3 separate regions of the Homo sapiens genome follow, and regions 1 and 2 are each linked to region 3. Evidence: chromatin contacts called from ENCODE Hi-C or POLR2A ChIA-PET data. All regions are on one chromosome and are shown on one strand. Each heading gives the region's core, a stretch centred on a gene start or an enhancer-like site at or near the end of the contact. The rest is flanking DNA. Distances are from core to core; before and after follow the strand shown.

Evidence for each region. A loop is a pair of places that touch in the nucleus more often than their neighbours do. ChIA-PET counts read pairs that join two places held with the same protein, here RNA polymerase II (POLR2A). Pooled maps may share reads with other maps.
Region 1: a map of CD4-positive, alpha-beta T cell shows a loop between it and region 3 (13-fold over the local background). The contact joins the promoter of RALGPS2 here to the promoter of RABGAP1L in region 3. A Hi-C loop is called at or near these places in 2 of 168 maps with a recorded cell type or tissue (CD4-positive, alpha-beta T cell and naive thymus-derived CD4-positive, alpha-beta T cell) and 10 of 50 pooled maps.
Region 2: a map of naive thymus-derived CD4-positive, alpha-beta T cell shows a loop between it and region 3 (20-fold over the local background). The contact joins the promoter of KIFAP3 here to the promoter of RABGAP1L in region 3. A Hi-C loop is called at or near these places in 1 of 168 maps with a recorded cell type or tissue (naive thymus-derived CD4-positive, alpha-beta T cell), 1 of 37 single-sample maps with no recorded cell type and 7 of 50 pooled maps. POLR2A ChIA-PET finds 5 or more read pairs at or near these places in 1 of 52 experiments (PC-9).

What each region holds. Positions count from the first base shown.
Region 1 is chr1:178,723,511-178,726,745 of GRCh38, forward strand. It overlaps RALGPS2 (Ral GEF with PH domain and SH3 binding motif 2), which reads left to right and starts at 1,734. Exons shown (of 20, transcript NM_152663.5): 1 at 1,734-1,909. It overlaps RALGPS2-AS1 (RALGPS2 antisense RNA 1), which reads right to left and starts at 2,774. Exons shown (of 1, transcript NR_187252.1): 1 at 1-2,774. RefSeq lists silencers at 1,508-1,662, 1,564-1,733, 1,994-2,113, 2,314-2,543 and an enhancer at 2,084-2,673.
Region 2 is chr1:170,073,393-170,076,584 of GRCh38, forward strand. KIFAP3 (kinesin associated protein 3) reads right to left here and starts at 1,303. Exons shown (of 20, transcript NM_014970.4): 1 at 1,044-1,303. The coding sequence starts at 1,075. RefSeq lists enhancers at 1,112-1,171, 1,232-1,531.
Region 3 is chr1:174,157,805-174,161,000 of GRCh38, forward strand. It overlaps RABGAP1L (RAB GTPase activating protein 1 like), which reads left to right and starts at 1,716. Exons shown (of 26, transcript NM_001366446.1): 1 at 1,716-1,853. It overlaps RABGAP1L-DT (RABGAP1L divergent transcript), which reads right to left and starts at 1,483. Exons shown (of 4, transcript NR_121197.1): 1 at 1,360-1,483; 2 at 1,083-1,186. RefSeq lists silencers at 1,422-1,821, 1,942-2,121.

The sequences.
Region 1 (3,235 bases), core at 484-2,983, 4.6 Mb after region 3:
AAAACTTCACTGCTTTTACAATAAGCTGTGAAAATTATTGGCAGATGTAGGGACCCTGCCTCATTTATATCTATGAAACCCTAATTCAAGTTTCAAGTAATTGTATGACATTTAACAACATAAGAGTTCCGTTCCTCAGTTTTCATATTTCTTAAGAGCAGTTAATTATGTGTGATAATGGTATGTATGTTGCATGTATTATTGTTGGCATATAGCCAACGACATTTTCCTTAATCTCTTAGTAACACTTTAAGAAGACTAAACATTTACCCAACTCAATAACTGGAAGGGGTTTTTCCTCCAAGTGCTAATTCATTTAGTTGTTGTTTATTTGGGACTTGAAGCAACTAACATCTATGCGAAAACTTTCTGTATACATAATGCACTTCCCTCCTTTTTACCAATCATCTTCCTTTTTCTTTTCTTTTTTGGACTCTTGTCATTTGAAATATTGGGTGGGGGGGAACGCTTTTTTTCTTCTTTTGATTGCTCTACTTCTTCTAGTGATTTCGTCATGATTCAAGACTTTCTTTGAAAGTAAAATGGAATAAAAATGAAACACTACGAACTTTGTTGCCTATCCTCGCTGTTTTTCTTTTTGACTTAACTTTGCGTTGGGGTGCTTTAAAGTAACCCTATTTGAGAGAAGGAGGTTGAAGGGCATTCTAGCGTCCCCAACTAGAGTAAAAGGGCTATGACAGAAGGCAATCAAAGGAGGAAATAATTAGCAATCTTCAACGTTCAAGATTAATCAGTTCTGTTTAGCGGTTATTAAAGGGAAGAAAGAAACCAAATGGGAATAGTGAATTATTGGTCCTTTCATGTTTTACACTTAATGCTGGTACATAGTATTCTTTCCACATTCTACTGCACATTGCCTAGAGAAAGAACTGCAGATCATCAAATAATTATCCATTTCCAAATGGTCTAATGACAGCAGATACAAAGGCGGCTCACTTAAAACCTTCCGTTAACAGTCACACTGCATCAAATGGTGCTAGCTTTAAGTAGGCCACCCATTTAGTAGACTCTGAAACAACACCTTTCCGCCCAATTTCTGTCATTTGCTCCTTAAGTCAAGGGTAGTACCCTGCGTAACATCTTACAAAGGCCTACTTCTAACACTTCCCGAATCTTAATGTGTGAGGATGTTGATCACCATAATTTATGACCTTATCTAAGACAGTGGGGTGACTCTCCACATTGGGAGCCCCCTCATTTGTCCTCAGTGACTTCTAAAAACACCGCTGGCGTGGGCTGGATATTTGATCTTGGGGCCAAGTGCTTCCAGACTTTGTTCTCTGGCCTTAAAGGTGAAGAGCCCGGCGCTGAAGGCCACAGACATCACGGCGGATTTCACAGAGGGCCGCGTTCCGGGAGCGGGTGGCCAGGCGGTGGCGGACGCCCCACCTGTCCATCCTCCTACCCCTTCCCCCCCCCGTTGTTTGGCCGGTGGGAGCCCCTCCTTTCAGCAGGCGCCGGGCGGTGGGGTTGCGGATGGCTGCGCGCGCTGCGGGCACCGATCACCGGCGGCAGTTGGGCTCCGCGGGGCCGAAAAGCTGCGGGCGGGAAGCGCGAGGTTAAGACCCTGACGGCTGCAGCTCTCAGAGCCCCCGCGAGCGCGCTCCGTTGGTGCGCGCGCGCGCGCGGCTCCGCCCCGCCCGCTTGGCGCGCGCCCCCGCCAGGTCCGCTCTCGTCCCCCACCCCTGGCGCGGACGGGGTGGTTCCAGCTCACTCTCCTCCCCCGAGCGGCAGCGGCGGCGGCGGCGGCGGCTGCTGCGGGCGCTGAATGAGAGACGGTGACTGTTCGGGTCGACGAGTGCTACTCTAGGCGGCGGCGGCCGTGGCGGTGAAGCGTGAGGCCGGCATCGTCTTTCCGTCCTCTGAGGCGACGGCCGCGGCTGCACAGGTCGGTGGGCTCAGGCCGCGGGGCGGTGCGGGGGAGGGAGGGAGGGAGGGTGGGTACGCGGCGCCCCCCGGGCGGCGCGGGGAATGGCGGCGGCGGCGCTGCGGAGTGTGGCTCTCCCGGCCGCGGGCCCCGGGGCTGCTCGCCCTGCGCGCAGGGAGGGGGCTGCGGAGCTGGGGCTGAGGCTGAGGGAGAAGGGCGCTGGGCGGCGCGCCTCCCTCGGCCGCGGGTTCTCAGAGTCGGAGCGGCCGTGGGGTCCCCGCTCGGGGGCGCCGTCCTGAAGCCGGGGGCGCTGCGACCCCTTGAACCCGCCTCGCTCTCCCTCTTGGGTGGCGGAAGCCCCCAGCCTCCGCCCGCTCTGTTCTGGCGCCCAGCGGCGCCTCAGTCTTCCTTCAGGTGAGCCCGATCCCGGACCTCGGAGCCAGGACCAGCAGAAGCCGGGCCACACCCCCTCCCCTGGCCCTGGCGGCTGCGCCCAGAAGCCTGGCCGCAGAGTTGGCCGCCCGCGAACCCGCGGAGTCGCGGTCAGGGTGACCTGTTGCAGAGCGGCCCGCAGCCCGAGCGGCCCCCGCCAGCCCCGGCCCCGGAGGGGCTGCGTCCTGTGCTGGCCTCGGGCCGGGCGCGCGGGCCGGGTGTGGGGCAGGGGCCGCAGCCCCAGGTCGGCTTGCTCTACGGCCTGGAACCGGGCTCTAGAAAAAAAAGGAGATTCCGAACGTATCTCATCAAACACTTGCAAAGCCGGGAGATCTGTCTGCAAATATCCGGAATTCCATTGCAGTATCGGATTAGGTAGGCTCATAAACACCGTGCTTTTGAGGTGATTTGGAAGAAACGCGAGCCACGAGCGAGGAACTAGTTTCTGGAAAATAGCCGTAAACCTGTGCGGAGCGAATTATTAACCCCCCGCCCCAGCTCCCCCCTCGAAGCTCTTTTCCTGTAGCTGTGTGTTGTGTAGACGCAAGCCAGTTTCAGTGTACGTGGGCGTGTTTGGGAAGAAGCTGCGAGCTGATAGGAGGTACCTAGTACAAATGTTAATTTGTTTGAGTTGGGAGGGGTAAGGGAGGAGGAAGAAAGGGCACTGATGTTAGCTGTGGAGGAGGGGCAATTGAAATACTAAATTTCTGTTAAAAAAAAAAAACCCCAAAAGAAATATCTAATGCCTACTGTGTATTTAAGACCATAAAGTGGAATCACACAAGCAGCAGTTAATTGAGCTTTATCGTTTATGCTCCCTGGATTTTTTTTCCCCAACACTTTAGTTGCTATAGAGAGCCTTTTCTTACCAGTGTTCATGAGTTGACTTGGGTATTTTTCTGTGTCCACCATTAG
Region 2 (3,192 bases), core at 53-2,552, 4.1 Mb before region 3:
TTCTATGAGTCTACTAACACTTGGAAGATCTTTCTGTGATGATGAGAGCTCAGCCAAGCCAGAATAAAAATATTCACTGCAAGTGTATTATGACTTGAAATAATACCACCACCTTACATTCATGTTTCATTTTTTAAAAGTATTTCATCTTTCGTCCTTGTATCTCTCAGAAGGTAACGCCTGTCCCATTTTCAGATGAGGAAACCGTGCCCAAAGGAATACATGCGACTTTTCCAGGGTATTTACTGAATCAGTACTGAATTAAAATTTTTTTCTATTGGATCACTGCTTACTCTTGGTTCAGTGGGAGGTATCTTTTTTTTTTTCCAAATCAGGAATGATCTGAGTATTTGCCAGCACCCAAATAATCCCAACAGACTACAATTTTTTTGAGTAACTGATACTATATTTAAAAGAAATTATGGCCTATTTTATTGTCATCAAACTTCTGAACAAACCTCTTAATAATTACTAAATGTCCTACAAAAATTATGTTGTATACATGGGAGTCAAATGGATGACATGGATGCGGAAAGCAGAAAGAGACTGGAAATCAACATCTCAATTCAGCCTTCCAAAAAGTAGAATCCACCACTTCTTTCCCCTTCATCATTTCAAAAGCCCATGGCAATGAACCCCAAACTGAGGCCTGAGGGCGGATGCACCAGACTTTATTCCCAGGCTCTCATGGGATTTATCTATTATGGGAAAATGGAGAGTCTGGGAAGAGGCGAAAAAAAAAACAAAAGACGCGGTTTACCTTGCCCTACCTCCCTCTCCCCCTGGAATAAGGTGATGTAGCGAAGAAACCATCTTTCAATGCTGTCAGGGCTCCGCCGAGTCAGGTCAAAGGACTTTGAAACCCCCCCAGAGCTCTCCTTTTTTCTCCACTTCACCTTTTCCCTCTCCTTTCGGTGACTTCTCTCCCTGCTTCCCATCCCGTCTGCTAAACTAGCGTTGCCCAGTGACATCTCACAGCCAACCCAAGAACATCTTCAGGGCCCTGGCAAGGAGGGTAGGACAGAGCCTTGGGGAGTCGTCACCTTTTGAGGTATCTGGCGTCCTCCCCTTGCATGGCGGCAGCGGCAGCGGCGTGGAGAGGATGGGGTATCTTGAGAGGCAGGCGCGGTTATTTCCGGGGACGGTGGCCAAAGTACCCTCACACCCAGAGGCGATGACAGTCCTGAGGCCTGCAAGGCGGGGCAGCAGCGGCGCTGTGGTTACCACGGTGAAGCCTCCAGCTCCTCCCACAGCTTCTGTGCCCCAAAACACTGGAGCGGCCCAGACCCGCCCAGAGTCGCCTAAGCCGGGCCGTCACGACGCATGCGCTTGCTCTGCACCTCTTGTATGCGCAGGCTCAGTCTGAGGCGGTGGCCTCAGAGTTTGACGCACCGGGGAGCCGAGCAGGGAAGTTTTGGTGCAGTTTTGAGCGTCCGTGTATAAGGAGTGGCTCCGTAGTCACCGCCCCCTTGAGGATGGGAATAGAAAGGGCTGTCAGGTCAGCTTGAAAGGAGAGAGGGGAATCCGATAACCTTTTAGTTAGCGAATGCTATACAGCAGTCCAGCTAATAAGGGAGGTTTCTATTTGGGGGCCTGAATGGCCCTGATTGCACTTACAAGCTCTAACTTATGGAGATAATCTGACCGTTGTACAAAATGGATATAACTTTGAAGGCGGCAAGTCTGTCACTTTGATGTCTTAAATCTAGAATACACCTCCCCCAACCAAAACAAACAAACAAACAAACAAACAACAGCAACAAAAAACAGTTCCTGAAATTCCAACTCCACCAATTATCCTGAACTCAAGGTATGTTTAGAATTGCTTCTTCTGAGGCAGGCAATTGTTAGCAGTGCAGGGCATAGGAAAGAAGGGTTCTTTTTTAACTGCATGTTCTCTGGTTTAAGATCTATTCCCATGGGTTCAGCTATTATGTCTATGCAAATGATATAGGTTCATTTATTTGGTAAATGTGAATTGAGGGCTGGCTGTGTGCCAAACACCAAACCAGGCTCTAGGGATGCAAAGAAAGCACCTCTACTCCCCCTGCTCACCTATAATCTTGTCACTTATTCACTGTCTTCTAGTCCTGTTTTCCCAGTTGCTTTGAGACGTGCACGTAGTTGCTCTGCTGCTTTTTTCAAATGTAGTACATTGATGCAATTATTGATTATCCGTTATGTGTAAAACACCATGTTAAGGCACTGCATGGTATATTAAATATAGAAATACAGTCCTTACCCAACAAAATATATTTTTATCTTCCCACCCATTCACACCAGCTACACTATTTCTGTAGATGTTATAGTCATTCTTTCATTCTGAAAGGGAAGAAAATTTGCAGCTAATTTTGACTCCTTCCTCTGTATCATGCCCTCTTACTAAAGTGTTACAAAATTCTATCTTTTCTTCCTTCAAGATATTCAGGTAGTCCAGTTTTTTTCTACATTCTTACTTCTACCAATAGTCTAATCACTTTATACCTAGAGTACTGCAATTCCTTCCTCATTGGACTTCCTATTTTTTGTTTTTCTAAATATTAATTCTGCAAACTAATGTAAAATTTTACAAATTATCATTTATAACACCTTTAATGGTAATATAGCAGGCTAGATTACTTTAAAATCTTCACAATACGTAAAATTGGAAGACCAAAATATACATTAAAATGCATAGATAATATAACAAGGATTTTTGGAATGTAAGTTAGCTCCTTGAGCTCAGAGAACTTATTTCGTTCACTTTTGCATTCAGCCCATAGTTGTCACTGAATAAAAATTTTGGTGTTGAAAAAATGCAAACCTGAGCTTGAAAAAACAATAGCAACAACAACAACAAAAAAACCTAAAGAAAATGCCCAGAGGCCAGAAAGAAAGAGAGAGCTGGAAACCAGAGCAATAAATAGATAGCTGAAACTGGGACTGAACTAGATAAACTGTCTGTCTGTGGCAGGAAAAGTACAAGATGAGCCTGGAACATTTTATGCTTGACAGTAAGGACATAGTCAGAGACTAAGAAGATAAGATTATGTAAAAAGGACACTGGTGAATTTGAGGCAATTTGGGAATCAAATGGAATTACTGGGATTGATTTAAGACATTAAATAAATAAAAAAAAGAAATCCATAATGATACTCAACAACATAGAAAAACAGGGAAAAAAGAACCCCACTTCCACTGGAGGCAACTACT
Region 3 (3,196 bases), core at 466-2,965:
TGTCCACTATTGCTTTCAAAGACATATGGAACTGAATTTGGGGAACACTAAACTTGTTTTGGACTTGCCATTTTTTTTTTAAATTCTTTTTTAGCTAAGTTACCTATTGAATGCCCATAATTACCACATCCATTGTCCTTTTTTGTCAAAAAGCTTCACTCCAGTTAGAAGATACCTGAAGGCAGAAACTGCGGCTTTGTCAACTGTTGATTTCCTCATGGCGCGCAGTGTAAATTTACTAGTACTTTATTTAGTAGAGGCTTAGTACTTACTGGTTGGCAGATTTATTAATAGTTCCTGTACATCTCAGGAAATCAACAGATGATTTATGTTATTCTAACCCTAACTTTATTAAATATAATAAAAACTTTCAGCATTTATTGTCAGGCCCAGGGCTAGGTAGGCTCCTGAGATACAGAAGTTAATAAGGGAAGCAGCCCAGAAGGTAGGGGAAACAAAAAAATAGTTACAACACTCTTGATATGTCTCAGCATCTATAGACATTAACATCAGGAAAAGCGGGGGTGTGGGGGGAAGGAATTTGTCAGGGAGGGCCCTTTGGACAAATGTCACGTTTCTCAGAGTAGCTTTTAAATATGGGTGGGAAAATGAGGGCAGGGGAATTGAAGTGGGATAGAAGGGAGATATTTAAACTAAAGTCATTCTATGGCTGCAATCACTGGACACTATATTCACTTATCCATGCAATCACATTCATTGAGTGCTTCCTATGAGTTAGGCAGGGTGCACAGTGTAAGATACAAATGAATGATACAGGTTCACAGCGGTTGTCTAGTGGGATAAAATGCTGCACAGGGCAACCTGGATAAGCCTGACATGTTAGGTGCCACAAAACTACAGAACAAAGTGCTAAGGAGATTCGGAAAATTTACAGGTCATTTCTGGTTGCAGGATCTAGAAGAAGGATGTCCACAATTCAAGGATCAGTACAATCTTCGTAGCGAAAAAGCGTTGGTTTATTCTACCTCTACCTAGTTTGTACCTCAACATCTTTTACCCCAAAGGATAAAAAGGTGCAAATGAGGGCACATTTTCTTCATATAATACGTAATGGTGCTTACTTATTGCTTTCCTGTTCATTCCCCGCAGGTGATTTCCCTCTTCAGTCTCCCCCGAGTCTCACAGAAGGAACTAACAAGGGAGCGCTTCACAAGCACACAGACACCTTCAAACAGGCGCAGAAGAGTACTTGGTGAAAAAGTATTCTTTCAGGTGACTTTCCTTAAGATTACTGAGCATTAAGAATGAAAATATGTAAACCAGGTTTACGAGCAAGAAAATAATCTCTCCACATTCAGAGTTAATCTTCCGAACTCAGCAACTGCCAGTAGAACGCACCCCGGTCAGGGCGGGCTCGCGGGCGCGGTCCCACCCCCAGGCCCCTCCGCCGCGGAGGTTCTCCAGCGCCGCCCGTACTCCCGCCTTTCGCGCGTCCCTGCTCTAACAGCTCTGGTTCTGTCAGGACCTCACTCCTCCGCTCCCGGCGCAACCGCGGCCACGCAGCGACGTGCACGCGCGTGTGCGCCGCCGCCGCCCGGCAGAGTGGGCGCCTCCGACATCAGGAGCGCGCACGCCGCGCAGAGGGGCCTGGACGAGCGCGCTTCCGACCCGCCGCCACCGCCTCCTCCCCTCCTTCTCGGCCCGCCCCCTCCCTCGCCTCTTCCTGCCAGGCGGCCCTTCTCCCCTCCCCTCTCAGTTCCCTCCGCCCTCCTCGGGCTCCAGCGGTGGCGGAGCGAACGGGACCGGCCCGGCTTCAGAGCGCGAGGTGGAGGGTGGAACGCGGGCGCCTGAAGGAGTTGTTGTCTCGGCAGCGCCCGCGGAGACGTGAAGAGGTGAGGCGAGGACGGCCTCCTAGGGACACGAGGGCGGCCCGGCGGCCCGGATCCGCGGGCCGAGGCTGCCTGGGTGTGTTGGCGTCGGGCTGAGCCTGGGGAGGGTCGAGATGGGGCCCCAGCCGAGGACTGGGATGCGGGAGGACCGCGGTAAGGAGGGTAGGGGGCGGGTTCAGGACTGTCGGCCGCCTCCCGGACACCGCAGTTCTCCCAGGTGGCCGCTCCTCGCGGATAGGGCGGGCGGGGTCGGCGCCCTTACCTGGGGGTGGGGTAGTGGCTTTGGCGGCCGCCTCCTCCAGCTGTGCCCTCCTGACATTGCTGCCTCGGCGGCTGCCGCCCGCTGCTACGCTGTGGCTGCTGCTGGATTCGCAGTCCCAGCCGCCCTGCGTCCGGTGGGCGAGTGGTTAGGGTATTTTCTTACCCACACGCAGGCTTCTGTACTCGACCATTTCTCTCCCTCGCCCTTCCTCTTCCTCCGCCGAGCACTTTGCTCGGCTCCTGCTGTTGATGCTTGTGGTTTTGCAGTTTGGGATGGGATGCGTTCCGGGCAGATCCCTACCTGTAGGGAATGCCCCGCTTCAAAGTTGACCTCCTGAGCCATGACAAACACCTCCCCCCAACCCCCACCCACCTTGTGAGTGCTCAGTGTCCTGATAACTGAGTCAAAGTTTCTGAGACTGGGCTAGTACTTTGCACTGGTCGCCAACGGTACAGGGCTGGGCAGTGCGTCAGCATGTGGAAAGGGGCCACCGGCTAGCGGGAGGTGGCCGGGTGCATGGGAGCTGAACTGACGGGTTTCAGATACTAGGCAGTGTGTCCAGGTCCTTGGATCTCTCAGATAGGGTTATATTAGAATATGTACCAAAACTTGGGTGGTCACTTGCAAAATTGGTTTCATGCAAGTAAACTGAAATGCCAGCCTTATTACACTAATGGTAAGGAGAACTTTTGCTTGCCTGACAGATTTCAGCGCAGTTTGGAAAATGATTTTAAGGCCTTTATTTTTGGCACTGGAGGGGTTTAGGGATTTTTAATACATTTAAATTTCCTCGTGCATAGTGGGAGGTAAGTAGTTGCTTGTTAAAATTCTGAAAACACAGTTTCATGAAAACCTTCTGACTTTTCTTACAGTAGTGTTTATATTTGGCATCTTCCGTAGAATATCCATTAGTTATGATGTCAGAAGATACGGATGTGAAGTTTGCTTTTTGTGATCACATTGGAAGTGGATTTTGTTCATGGAAAATACTGGTTCACAAGCTCCTAGTACTAGAAAACTGGCCTGTGATTCATTTTCTCAGTAGAGCGTCCCTTATGAAATTGACAATGAGATTTCTAAGGAG